Linked DNA regions of Homo sapiens: regions 2 and 3 are each linked to region 1. Evidence: chromatin contacts called from ENCODE Hi-C or POLR2A ChIA-PET data. All regions are on one chromosome and are shown on one strand. Each heading gives the region's core, a stretch centred on a gene start or an enhancer-like site at or near the end of the contact. The rest is flanking DNA. Distances are from core to core; before and after follow the strand shown. Region 1 holds the start of NOC2L (NOC2 like nucleolar associated transcriptional repressor). Region 2 holds the start of B3GALT6 (beta-1,3-galactosyltransferase 6). Region 3 holds the start of INTS11 (integrator complex subunit 11).

What was found. Hi-C counts contacts between places; a loop is a spot of excess contacts on that map. ChIA-PET counts read pairs that join two places held with the same protein, here RNA polymerase II (POLR2A). Pooled maps may share reads with other maps.
Region 2: a loop to region 1 is called in a pooled map, with 14 times the contacts of the local background. The contact joins the promoter of B3GALT6 here to the promoter of NOC2L in region 1. A Hi-C loop is called at or near these places in 2 of 37 single-sample maps with no recorded cell type and 11 of 50 pooled maps. POLR2A ChIA-PET finds 5 or more read pairs at or near these places in 3 of 52 experiments (H1, PC-3 and activated CD4-positive, alpha-beta T cell).
Region 3: a loop to region 1 is called in a pooled map, with 6 times the contacts of the local background. The contact joins the promoter of INTS11 here to the promoter of NOC2L in region 1. A Hi-C loop is called at or near these places in 1 of 168 maps with a recorded cell type or tissue (gastrocnemius medialis) and 6 of 50 pooled maps. POLR2A ChIA-PET finds 5 or more read pairs at or near these places in 1 of 52 experiments (A673).

Annotation. Positions count from the first base shown.
Region 1 is chr1:957,552-960,966 of GRCh38, reverse strand. NOC2L (NOC2 like nucleolar associated transcriptional repressor) reads left to right here and starts at 1,711. Exons shown (of 19, transcript NM_015658.4): 1 at 1,711-1,752; 2 at 1,886-2,038. The coding sequence starts at 1,727. It overlaps KLHL17 (kelch like family member 17), which reads right to left and starts at 383. Exons shown (of 12, transcript NM_198317.3): 1 at 167-383. The coding sequence starts at 273. RefSeq lists silencers at 1-159, 180-489, 1,448-1,707 and enhancers at 1,818-1,927, 1,586-2,443.
Region 2 is chr1:1,230,049-1,233,784 of GRCh38, reverse strand. It overlaps B3GALT6 (beta-1,3-galactosyltransferase 6), which reads right to left and starts at 1,548. Exons shown (of 1, transcript NM_080605.4): 1 at 1-1,548. The coding sequence starts at 1,506. The coding sequence ends at 517. SDF4 (stromal cell derived factor 4) reads left to right here and starts at 1,784. Exons shown (of 7, transcript NM_016176.6): 1 at 1,784-1,893. RefSeq lists enhancers at 467-1,148, 1,149-1,830 and a silencer at 1,447-2,306.
Region 3 is chr1:1,323,152-1,326,819 of GRCh38, reverse strand. INTS11 (integrator complex subunit 11) reads left to right here and starts at 2,160. Exons shown (of 17, transcript NM_017871.6): 1 at 2,160-2,239. The coding sequence starts at 2,212. It overlaps CPTP (ceramide-1-phosphate transfer protein), which reads right to left and starts at 2,018. Exons shown (of 3, transcript NM_001029885.2): 1 at 1,718-2,018. RefSeq lists silencers at 1,562-2,061, 2,242-2,371 and an enhancer at 3,190-3,668.

The DNA of each region.
Region 1 (3,415 bases), core at 462-2,961:
GGGGCGCGGGTGGGGAACCTACTCCGGGCCGACCCCGCTCCGCACCTGAGTCCCGACCTCCCCCGGCCCTCGGAAGCGGCCCCCGCCCCTTCTGCGAGCGGACGCGAGGGCGGGGGCCGCGCAGGTCCCGAGGCCGCCCCCCGCGCCCCGACCCCCGCCCACTCACGCCGGCGGCTGCGGCGGTGGAGGCGGCGGCGCCTCGGGCCCGGGCCCCGGGCTGCCGTGCTCCGGGCTCTGCGTCCTGCCGGCCGGGCGCTCGCTGCGGGGCTGCATTCGGCTGCCGGACCCACCGCCGATTCGCGGAGGACCCGCGGGCTTAACGGACGCGGAGACTGCCGGAGGGCTGCTCGGCGGTGGCGGCCCGCTCTGTGTCGCTCACTCCCGCCGCTCCCGCCCGCAGCCGCTGTTTCTCGGCGCCGCCCGCCCCGCCTCCCGAGAGGCTTCGGGGACTAGACGTTGGACGCGGATTCTTCCAGCGCTGCGCCCCGGGTCCGCCTCCTCCTCCGAGAAGCACCCCCAGACCCCGCCATCCTCCTCCTCCGGGAAGCCCCCCACCAGGCCTCGCCCTCCTCCTCCTCCGAGAAGCCCCCCTAGGCCTCGCCATCTTCCTTCTCCGAGAAGCCCCCCAGGCCCCGCCATCCTCCTCCTCTGGGAAGCCCCCGGCCTAGCCCTCCTCCTCCTCCTCCTCCGGGAAGCCCCCCTAGGTCTCGCCTTCCTTCTTCCCCGGGAAGCCCCCCACAGGCCTCGCCCTCCTGTTTCTCCGAAGAGCCCTCCTAAGCCTCGCCCTCCTCCTCCTCCAAGGAGCCCCCCTAAGCCTCGCCCTCTTCCTCCTCCGAGGAGCCCCCCAGGCCTCGCCCTCCTCCTCCCCCGGAAGCCATCCCCGCTCCCCCGACCCCCTAACTTGCTCTCCTCCGGGGAGCCCCGGGGCCCCGCGGCACCAAGAAGTCGAATGGGACCCCGAGGCCAATCCGCCCGTGTTCGCCTCACGCGCCCCCTCAGCGCCAGGGCTGGGGGAGCCGTGCCTGCGCCCCGCGGCGCCCTTGTCGCGGGGTCTGGCTGTCCAGGCCCGGGGGCCCGGGTGTCAGGCTGGTAGCGGGAAGGAAGGCGCCGGCCTCCCCACCGTCTTCGTCCCGTGCGGCGTCCCCGGGAAGAGCCGCGGTCGGCACCCAGAGGGCCATGGACGGGGAGCGCCCTGCGTGGTGTTCGTGGCGCTGGCCCGGTCTCCGCGGATCGGAGGCGAAGCCAGCCTGGCCCTCGGGTCGCCCGTCTTTTGTCGAGCTGGCGACATCAGTGCGGTTCCCACTGCCCCTCGCGTTTTCCACTGGACTCCCTGCTTTTTATTGTTGATTTGTGGGAGCTCTTTGCATAGGAGCCCCGCCGTTGCAGTCTGGCGTCCTCGCAGGCGCGTGCCTTCGGAGCGCCGGGTGGGCTGCGGGCGCGGCGGGACTCCCGGTCTTCCCCGGGGCGGACACCGGCGTCACCGCGTCCTACGGAGCCGGGCGCCGAGCGGGAGGCGCATCTGGGCCCCACCGGGGCTGCCCGCACCGAGCACGCGAACGCGCCCTCCCGCCCTGAGGCCGCCGGCGTTGCGGTCGGAGAACCATAGAGCCACTCGGCTGGGCGTGGCGCGGCGGGGCGGGGAAAGGGGCGGGGCCTGGGCGGCGGAAGTGCGCAGCCGCGCGGCATTCTGGGGCCGGAAGTGGGGTGCACGCTTCGGGTTGGTGTCATGGCAGCTGCGGGGAGCCGCAAGAGGTAAGCCGCGGGTCCGAGGGCCGATTTGGCCTCCCGGTGGGTGTCTGTATCCAAGGGGGCTTTTCTTGCTCCTCTCAGCGGGGCTGGGGCGAGCTGGGCGTGCGGGCAGCTGTGACTCCTGCGTGACCCGCAGGCGCCTGGCGGAGCTGACGGTGGACGAGTTCCTAGCTTCGGGCTTTGACTCCGAGTCCGAATCCGAGTCCGAAAATTCTCCACAAGCGGAGACACGGGAAGCACGCGAGGCTGCCCGGAGTCCGGATAAGCCGGGCGGGAGCCCCTCGGCCAGGTTAGTGGGGACATGCGTGAGCAGAACCTCTTGCTCGTCCTGTCCCACCCCGGTTGGGTTGCTGACCTCGCCTGGGGTCTCAGGGCCAAGGCCTAAGGATCGCCGACCTCTGCCCCCCAGTCCTTTCAGCTTAACTTACTCTTTCATCCGATGTTTACTGAGCTCCTGTTCCGTGCCAAACTCTGTCCTAGGCAGGGAGCGTATGTTGGTGAGTTGTGCAAAAATCTCTTCCCGATCTAGGAGAACTCTCACGTTCTTGGGTGAAATCACCGCCTGCAGTTCGGTAGAAGAGAGATAAGTGCTGGGGAGGGAAAGGAAGGACAGAGGGGCTGAAGAGAGAGTTGCAGGGGAGCCGAGTTGCTCTGTTAGAAGGAGCGGAGGCTGTGCTCGGTGGCTCACGCCTGTAATGCCAGCACTTTGGGAGGCCGAGGCGGGCAGATTACCTGAGGTCAGGAATTCGAGACCAGCCTGACCAACACGGAAAAATCATGTCTCTACTAAAAATATAAAAATTAGCCGGGCGTGGTGGGCACCTGTAATCCCAACTACTCGGGAGGCTGAGGCAGGAGAATCGCTTGAACTTGGGAGGCGGAGGTTGCAGTGAGCCGAGATGGCACCATTGCATTCCAGCCTGGGTGAGAGAGTGAGACTCCATCTCAAAAAGAAAAAGAAAGAAATCAAAAGATACAAAAATTAGCCTGGCGTGGTGACACACACCTGTCGTCCCAGCTACTCGGGAGGCTGAGGCAGGAGAATCGCTTGAACCCGGGAGGCGGAGGTTGCGGTGAGTGGAGATTGCGCCACTGCACTCCAGCCTGGGCGACAGAGTGAGATTCCGCCTCAGGAGAAAAAAAAAAAAAAAAAAAAGCGGAGGTGGTTGTTTGAGAAGATGACGTCTGAATAAAGACCTCGAACAAGGAGGCCACACAGACAGTAGGGGAAACGTGTCTTAGGATTTCAGGCAGCAGAAAACAGCAAAAGCCTTGCAGTGGGAGCATTTGGGGAGAGTACAGAGGTAAACGTGGCTACGGCAGGAGTGAGGGGGTGAATAGGGGTAGATGAGCCCAGAAGGGTGATGAAGAGCCAGGTGCCGTAGACCGTCATAAGATTGCCTCGTAAAACAGGGAGTTACTTCTGGGTTTGAGCGGTGGAGTGCCTTGTAGGTGACAAGGGTGGAAACAGAGAGACCTTTAGGTTAACTGAGAATTGAACTATGTGGTGGTTTGAGAGGAGGCACGAACGGTTTTGAAGGTGTTGCTGATGAGATCTGATGACAAGTTGCGTGCTGGGTATTAGAGACAGAGATTTGCCTTTAGTCTGAGCCTCTGGAAGGGTGAAGCCACCATCAGGCAAAAGTAGCGCAGGGCACAGGCACAG
Region 2 (3,736 bases), core at 299-2,798, 270 kb before region 1:
CATAAAAGTCTTTCCTTAAATCATGTAAAAAAACCGAGACGTGCGCACTGCCAACTTACACTCATCGACACAAACTTACAATATTTATAAATAAGTCGCAAGCAAACACTGAGTTACATTTACCACGAAGTCACTGGACAGAGACCAAAATCCCATGAAAGCGGATTGATGTGAAACCACGTTAGATCTGAGACGCAGACGTGAGAAACGCCACTGATAAGAGACACGGAAGATCGGAGCCCAGCCCCGTGAGCCGGTCGGGGACAGCACGGGGGTCAGCGTGCGGCCGGGCCCGGCTCAGGCTCGCTGAGGTCCAGGAACGGGCACCTCCACCTGGACACGGCGCGCTGCCCCGGCAACCCCCAGGGGTCTCCCAAACGCAGACCGGGACGCAGCGACCACAAGCGTGGCTGCGGGACGGGGGCCTTGGGGCCCGGGCGTAGTGCGCCCGCTCGGCACCTGCCCCAAGGCGCCGCCGGGTGAAGCAGGTGTCCCGGAGGGCCGGGCCGCGGCGGCTCAGGGGATGCCCTCCCTTCTCTGGCAGCACTGCGAGGGCGGCGCGGACCAGTCGTACACGTAGGACAGGCGCAGCTGCACCTCGCGCTTGCACAGGCGGCCCTCGCGCGCCAGCGTCGCGTGCTTCTCCAGCATGTCCTCCAGGCTCTGCTTGTGCGTCACCAGGTACTGGTTGCTGCAGCCGCGGGACCGGTATTCGGTGTCGAAGCGCGGGTCGTGCTCCCGCTGGACGTCCACCGGCGCCAGCCAGGCGCCCAGAGACACGTCCTCGCTGTGCCAGGCGCGCAGGTAGTCGCGGCTGAGGCGCAGGTAGTGCACCAGGTCGGCCGAGAGCACGTAGCCGCCGCCCAGCGCGTAGGGCAGGTAGTAGTCGCAGAGTTGCCAGGCGGCCTCGCGCCAGCGCCCCCCCGGCTTGACGCGGCCGCGGCCCGAGAAGAAGCCCCAGTAGAGGCGGCGGCGGCGCGCGGGCTCGCGGGCGCGCAGCTCGGCCAGCAGCGCGTCCAGCCGCGCGAAGGAGTCGTCGTCCGCCTTGAGCACGAACTCGAAGGCCACGTGCTCGTCCAGCCAGGCCAGCATGGCCAGCACCTTGGCCGTGAGGTTTTCGTAGGCGTCGCGCAGCGCGGGCAGCAGCAGCAGGTCCCCGTGCCGCGCCTGCTCCCGCTCCAGGGCGCGCCGCTCCTCGGCGCCCAGGCCGGCCGTGCCCACGGCAAAGCGCGCCCACACGTCGCCCGGGGCCCCGCGCCGCGCAAGCCACGTGCTGCGGATCACGCTGCGGCGCTCGGCGGCGCGGGGCGCGCTGGCCACCAGCACTGCCAGGAAGGCGGCGGCGCGCGCGGGCGCGGGGGGAGGCGGGCTGCGGCCCGACATCGCCCTGGGGTCCCCGGGCTCGGCCGCGCAGCGCGCCAGGTAGAGCAGCGCCGCCCCGCACAGCGCCAGCGTGCCCAGGCCTAGCGCCGCCCGCCGCCGCCACGCCCGCCGCAGCAGCTTCATGGCGCCCGCGCCGGGCCGGCGGCCCAGGCCGGACTCGCGAGTGCGCAGGCGCCGCCGGCTCGGGGCGGTGCGCGTGCGCACGGCGCTCCTGGGAGCGCGCCGGGGCCTTCCGCAGACGCCGAGCCCCGGGGCGCTCGGAGGCCGGCGGCCAATCGGCGGCCGTCACGTGGCCTCGGGCACCCTTGTCATTGGTCAACCTCGGAGCGGCCCCGCGACCGCTTCCGCCCGGAGGAGAGATGGTGGCGCCGGCGTCCCCTCCGTGAGGTCGCGCCCGTTCGCACCGCCCCCGCCCGCAAGAAAGATGGCAGTGGCCTGATCCGGGCCCGTTGGCGGCGTCACTGACGCTTCGCTCCGGTCCTCGGATCCCGAGCGCGGGGAGGCAGACCGGTGAGTGAGGGGCCCGGGACGGCCGCTGCAGGCCGCGGGGCCAAGTGTACGCCGGCCGGACGGCGAGGGCGGGTCTGGAGGCCGCCGCCGCCTCCCGCCTTGGGCTGGGGCATCGTCCGTCCGCTCGGCCTTGAGCCCTGGCGAGACTCCGCCGCCACCGGGGCTCCCGGGGTTCCCGGGGGCAGGGACAGGCCGACGACGCTGGCCTCCCCGGCCGCCGGCACGTCTGGTCTCCTACTGGCCAAAACCTACGAATGCCACCGGGAAACGGAGGCCCAAGGGGTCTGGTTGGACTCGCGTTTATCGGCGAGGCGACCTTGGACAAGCTGCCCCGCTTCCCTGCGCCTGCGCTTCCGCTTCTGAACCGCGTGGACCCTCATCCCCAGTTAGTAGGATTTGGAGATGTGAAGTCGGCTGTGTGGAGCCCTTGATGTCTGGCTCAGAGGCGGTGTTATGAACCCTGTTGAGCTTTTAGAATCTAACCGTGTGTGTTGTTAACTGCCAGAAATAGCCTCGTTCCACCAGAGCTGAAGCCCAGGGATGGCAAAGAAATAGCGTCTCTGCCTAAGCTGTTTCCCACGTCCGTTTTGCAAGGGTGTGTTGATTCCTTGCTGGGAACTGAGCTGCTAGGGGATGGCGAAGTCGAAACCCCATTCCGGTGGGACCGGCCCGCTCCGCTGTGCTGCGAACCTGGCACACCGTGATGAATAGATACTCTGAAGCCAGGAGAGGAAGCGCCACTTGATGGACTCCTGATATTTATAGTTACTTTTGGGTTACTTTTTATTCCCCCTTTTTCGAGACAGGGTCTTATCTTTTTGTTTTTGTTTTTTAAAGAGACGCAGTCTCACTGTGTTGCCCAGGCTGGTCTCACGATCCTCCTGCCTCAAGTAAACCGTGTAACTCATCAAGATATGTAGAATCAAGAACTAGCTTTATTTTCTCTAGGAACAAAGTACAGTCTCTTTGCACACAGCGTGTGTTTTACGACTGTAGTTAGTGGAGTCAGCACCAGGAGGAGGTGTCTTGGTTCTTATCCAGGACTCTCCCCTGGTCAGGCGATCTGGGACGACAGGAATAGAATTATGCCACCACTAGGGAAGGGAAAAGCCCTCAGCCATGTTCAGAAAATCAGGCCGGGTGCATGGCTCACGCCTATAGTCCCAGCACTTTGGGAGGCCGAGGCAGGAGGATCACTTCAGGTCAGGAGTTAGAGACCAGCCTGGCCAACATGGCAAAACCCCATCTCTACTAAAAATACAGATTAGTGGAGAGTGGAGGTGGGTGCCTGTAATCCCAGCTAACTGGGAGGCCGAGGCAGGAGAATCACTTGAACCTGGGAGGTGGAGGTTGCAGTGAGCCGAGACTGCACCACTGCACTCCAGCCTGGGCGACAGAGTGAGACTCTGTCTCAGAAAAAAAAAAAAAATCAGACATGAGCCCCTCACCCAGGGTTTCCTTCCTTGGGGGAACTCAGGCTTGTACCCCTCTTGGTTTGTGGCAGACTGCACTGACTTCAGGACCACTTTCATGGCGGCCCCACTGGTGTTTCTCGATACCTGGAGGCAGCATTTTTTCGTTTAATATTACCCAGGGTAGCATTCGTTGAGCGCCTACTGTGTGCAGGCAGAGTGGCAGGTGCCAGAACAGTGAAGCTGAATAAGACGGCCACAGAACAGGAGTCTCAGTCCATGTGTGTTGAGGGAACAGCTGTGACATGGCGGGGCCTCAGCGGCACCCGAAAGGACCCGCAGGTGTTTGCCGGAGGGGCAGACTGTGAAAGGAGTAGGCTCGTGGGTGAGAAGGACCCCGAGTTCCCTTTGGGATACATGAGGCATGAGGC
Region 3 (3,668 bases), core at 911-3,410, 370 kb before region 1:
ACAAAATAGCTGCGATCCCATTGCCGCTCACTGAACACTCATGCCCCTCATGGAGCTTCCTCCCAGGAGCTGCCTGGCTCTGCTCCCAGCCAAGCCGCAGGCTCTCAGGCACACCACCCTGACCCACCCTTCATCAGGATTGCGCATTCAGGGACCTTGGCACAGCCCCTCCTGTGGATCAGGCCACTGACTCCGTGTCAGTCCCTGACCCCGAGAGTGGCCCCCTCTGGCTTTATCAGACCACTAGGCCCCGCTGTCTGCAGCAGGTGTCTCTGCTGGTGCTTTCTTGTTTTTGTTTCTCTCTCTAGATGCTGTATCTGCTTTTACCAGCTGGAGAAATACTAAGCCCCTGCCGAGAGCCAAGCACCATCCTAGCCATCTATCTGGGTGCATGGGGAGTGCGAGCAGCCATCTGGGGTGGGGTCAGATGACAACAAAGACAGGAAGTTCTGAAGTCCTAGACAAGAAAACAGACACAGCAGAAAGCAGAGACAGGTGGGGCCGGGGGTGGGGGGATGCTGCCGGGCAGGCTGCCCCATCTTCCTCACTGCTACATCCCCAAAAGCAGAAAAGAGGCTGTAGGGCTGGCACTTGCTGGATGGATGGACACGTGTTTTCACTCCTGTTGCTGAAACTCCATGTCCCACACAGATGGGTTTTACCACTCAGAAGATTGCCACGAGGCTCTTGTACTAGCCCTAGGGAGCCTTCCACGAGTGGCCCAGGCCCTGCTTTGGATTCTGCTGGCATTCACATAGTCACTCCACAGATCCACAGACATCCAGGCACCCATGCTTTGTGTGAGTGTTGCCAAGCACCCTTGCCCTGTCTCCCCGGGTGCCCCACGGGCCCGCACCTGCTCTGGGGAACCTGAGAGTCAGCTGCATTCCACCTCGACCAGGAAGAGGGCCTGGGGGTTCCTAGGCCGGTTGGTGCTGGGAGCCCTGTCCTGGCCTCCCTGGCTGCAGGGACTCCATCGGTGGGGGAGGGGGAAGGGCACCCAGCCGTGGTGAGAGCTCCTGGCCAGGAGCAGGTGGGCAGGTTGCTCAGCACCCTAGGACTGGGCCCTTCATCACTAGGGATCATGGGCTGCAAGCCCTGCCCAGCCCGTGGCCCAGGCTGCTGGAGCACTGGTGCCTGCAGGGTGCTGAAGCCTGGCGTTGCAGGCCCCACAGGTTGGGTTGCATGCTTGGCACCAGGCGGAGGCCCCAGATGTGAGCTCACCGGGCTTCAGGTGTGGGGGATGGCTGCTCCTGGGCCTCAGAAAGATGCAGTCCCATAGACTTCCAGCACGCCCCTCCCCTCCTCGGGCCTTAATTTTGTCCACTGAGAAGATGGTCTCTGAGGCTCTGGGGTTTCCTTCTTGGTCACCAGATATTCTGCGGGCCTTGCCTTCCTGCCCAGATTCGAGCCAGTGGCAAACAGAAGCTGCCAGGAGCTTCTCAGAGCTGTGGCTGGTGGCTCGGTAACAACAGGAAGGGCAGTGGCTGTGCAGGAGGCAGGCAGCTTGCCAGCCCAGGAAGGTGACCCAGGACACCTCCAGGCCTTTCCCAGGGCAGCCCAACGGCCCAAGGTCAGGGCCGGGCGCGAGGGCGGCCTGAGCACAGAGCACGGGGGCTGACAGCAGGCTGGGGGGCCAGCAGGAGACGGGGCCCCACGGCGCCCCAGGCCTTGTGGGTGGGACCAGACCCTGTCGAGCGAGCGCTACGAGTCTCACCTGGGAAGGGGGCTTCAGATGGCACCGGACTGGATGGGCACCGGTTCGGGTCCCTGCTCCACCGAGAGGCCCAGGAAGGGGCGGAGGCCCGGGGTGGTGTTGGGGAGGGGCCGACCTGAGCCACGGCTCCGTCCTGCGCGGGAGCCGGGTCCTCGGCCGCCCGCCCGCTCCGGCCCTCTAGGACGACGTCCCCTCCCGCTCCCGGCCCCTCGGCGACTTCCGGACCGTGCGGGTTGGGTTGGGCAGGTGCGGCCGCCGAGTCCGAGCCGCTCACCTAGGCCGTAGCCGCCGTGCGGGCCCCGTCCCCGCCCACCGCCCCGCCCTCGCCCCGCCCTCGCCCGCCGCCCTGATTGGTTGGATGCTGCCCAATCAGGAGGCCCGGCGCCCCGACCCGCGTTTCCGGCTAGCGCACCGGAAGTTGCAGCGAGGTGGTTGCGCCTGCGCAGTGCATCACCGCAGGCGGGCCTCGCGGGTCCGGGAGCGCGGCGGAGACGATGCCTGAGATCAGAGTCACGCCCTTGGGTGAGTGGGAGCCGCCGGGAGGGCTGTGGGGTGGGCTCCGTATGCGGCTCCGGGCGGGCTGGGCGCCCCGCTCCCTCCCGTTTCTCGTGGAGCCAGGTGCGCGCCGCGGGCGTCCTCCGGTCTCCTCCCCGCGCGGGCCCTGGTGGGAGCCGAGAGGCGGCCTAGTCCCTGCACCCCGGGCCTCCGGCAGTGACGCGAGAACGCGAGCCCCGAGGTTCAGGCGGCCGTGAGGGGACGTCGCAGATGGGGCCGCGGGGCCTTCGCGCTCGCTGTGCGCTTTCGTCGGTGCCTTGACCTCCCCGTGCCGCGCGCTGCCGCCTCCAGCCCTACCAGCCCTTCAGTCCCTTAGCCCCTCAGCCCCGCAGACCCTCAGCCCCCCAGCTCCCCAGCCTCTCAGCCTCCCAGCCCCTCAGCCCCCCAGCCCCTCAGCCCCCCAGCCCCCCAGCCCCTCAGCCCCGCAGACCCTCAGCCCCCCAGCTCCCCAGCCTCTCAGCCTCCCAGCCCCTCAGCCCCTCAGTCCCTCAGCCCCCCAGCCCCCCAGCGCTCCAGTCCCCCAGACCCTCAGCCCAGCAGACCCTCAGTCCCCCAGCCCCTCAGTCCCCCAGCCCCTCAGCCCAGCAGACCCCCAGACCCTCAGCCCCCCAGCCCCTCAGCCCCCCAGTCCCCCAGCCCCCAAGCCCCTTAACCCCGCAAGCCCCTCAGCCCCCCAGCCCCGCTTCTGCCTCCTCACGTCTTGCTTTCTGTCCACCACTCTGTGTGCTCACGCCCGAGTTACAATCAACTCTCACTTTAGCTCTTGTTCTACCTGATTTCTGCAACACTGAAAAAAATAGCAAAAAACGCAAATATGTACTCCTAAAAGTCCTGACAGTCTGGGCACTGTGGCTCACGCCTGCAATCACAGCACTTTGGAAGGCAGAGGTGGGAGGATCGCTTGAGCCCAGGAGTTCAAGACCAACCTAGCCAACATGGCAAGACCCCATCACTCCAAAAAAAAAAAATGCTAAAATTGGCAGGGCGTGGTGGTGTGTGCCTGTGGTTCAAGCTACTTGGGAGGCTGAGTTGTGAGGATTGCTTGAGCCCAGGAGGTTGAGGCTGCAGTGAGCCATGATTGTGCCACTGCACTCCAGCCTGGGTGACAGCAAAACCATGTCTCAAAAGAAAGTCAAAGTCGTAACAGTATAGAACGATGTGAAGAAGGAAAAAATTAGTCAAAATCCAGGGTCTCAGAAACAGCTGGAGGGACATGGTGTTGGTGGCCAGTCATCCTGATGTCCTTAGCGTTTTCCACAGGTGCCTGCCCTGTGCTGTCCTGGAACCTGGTCCTTCCACCGGGCAGGGGGTCGAGGGCACCTTCCAGCACAGACACCAGGACGGGATTCCATGTCCTCCCCCATGGCGTGAGCGCTTCCTCGGAGGGTGCCCCCCG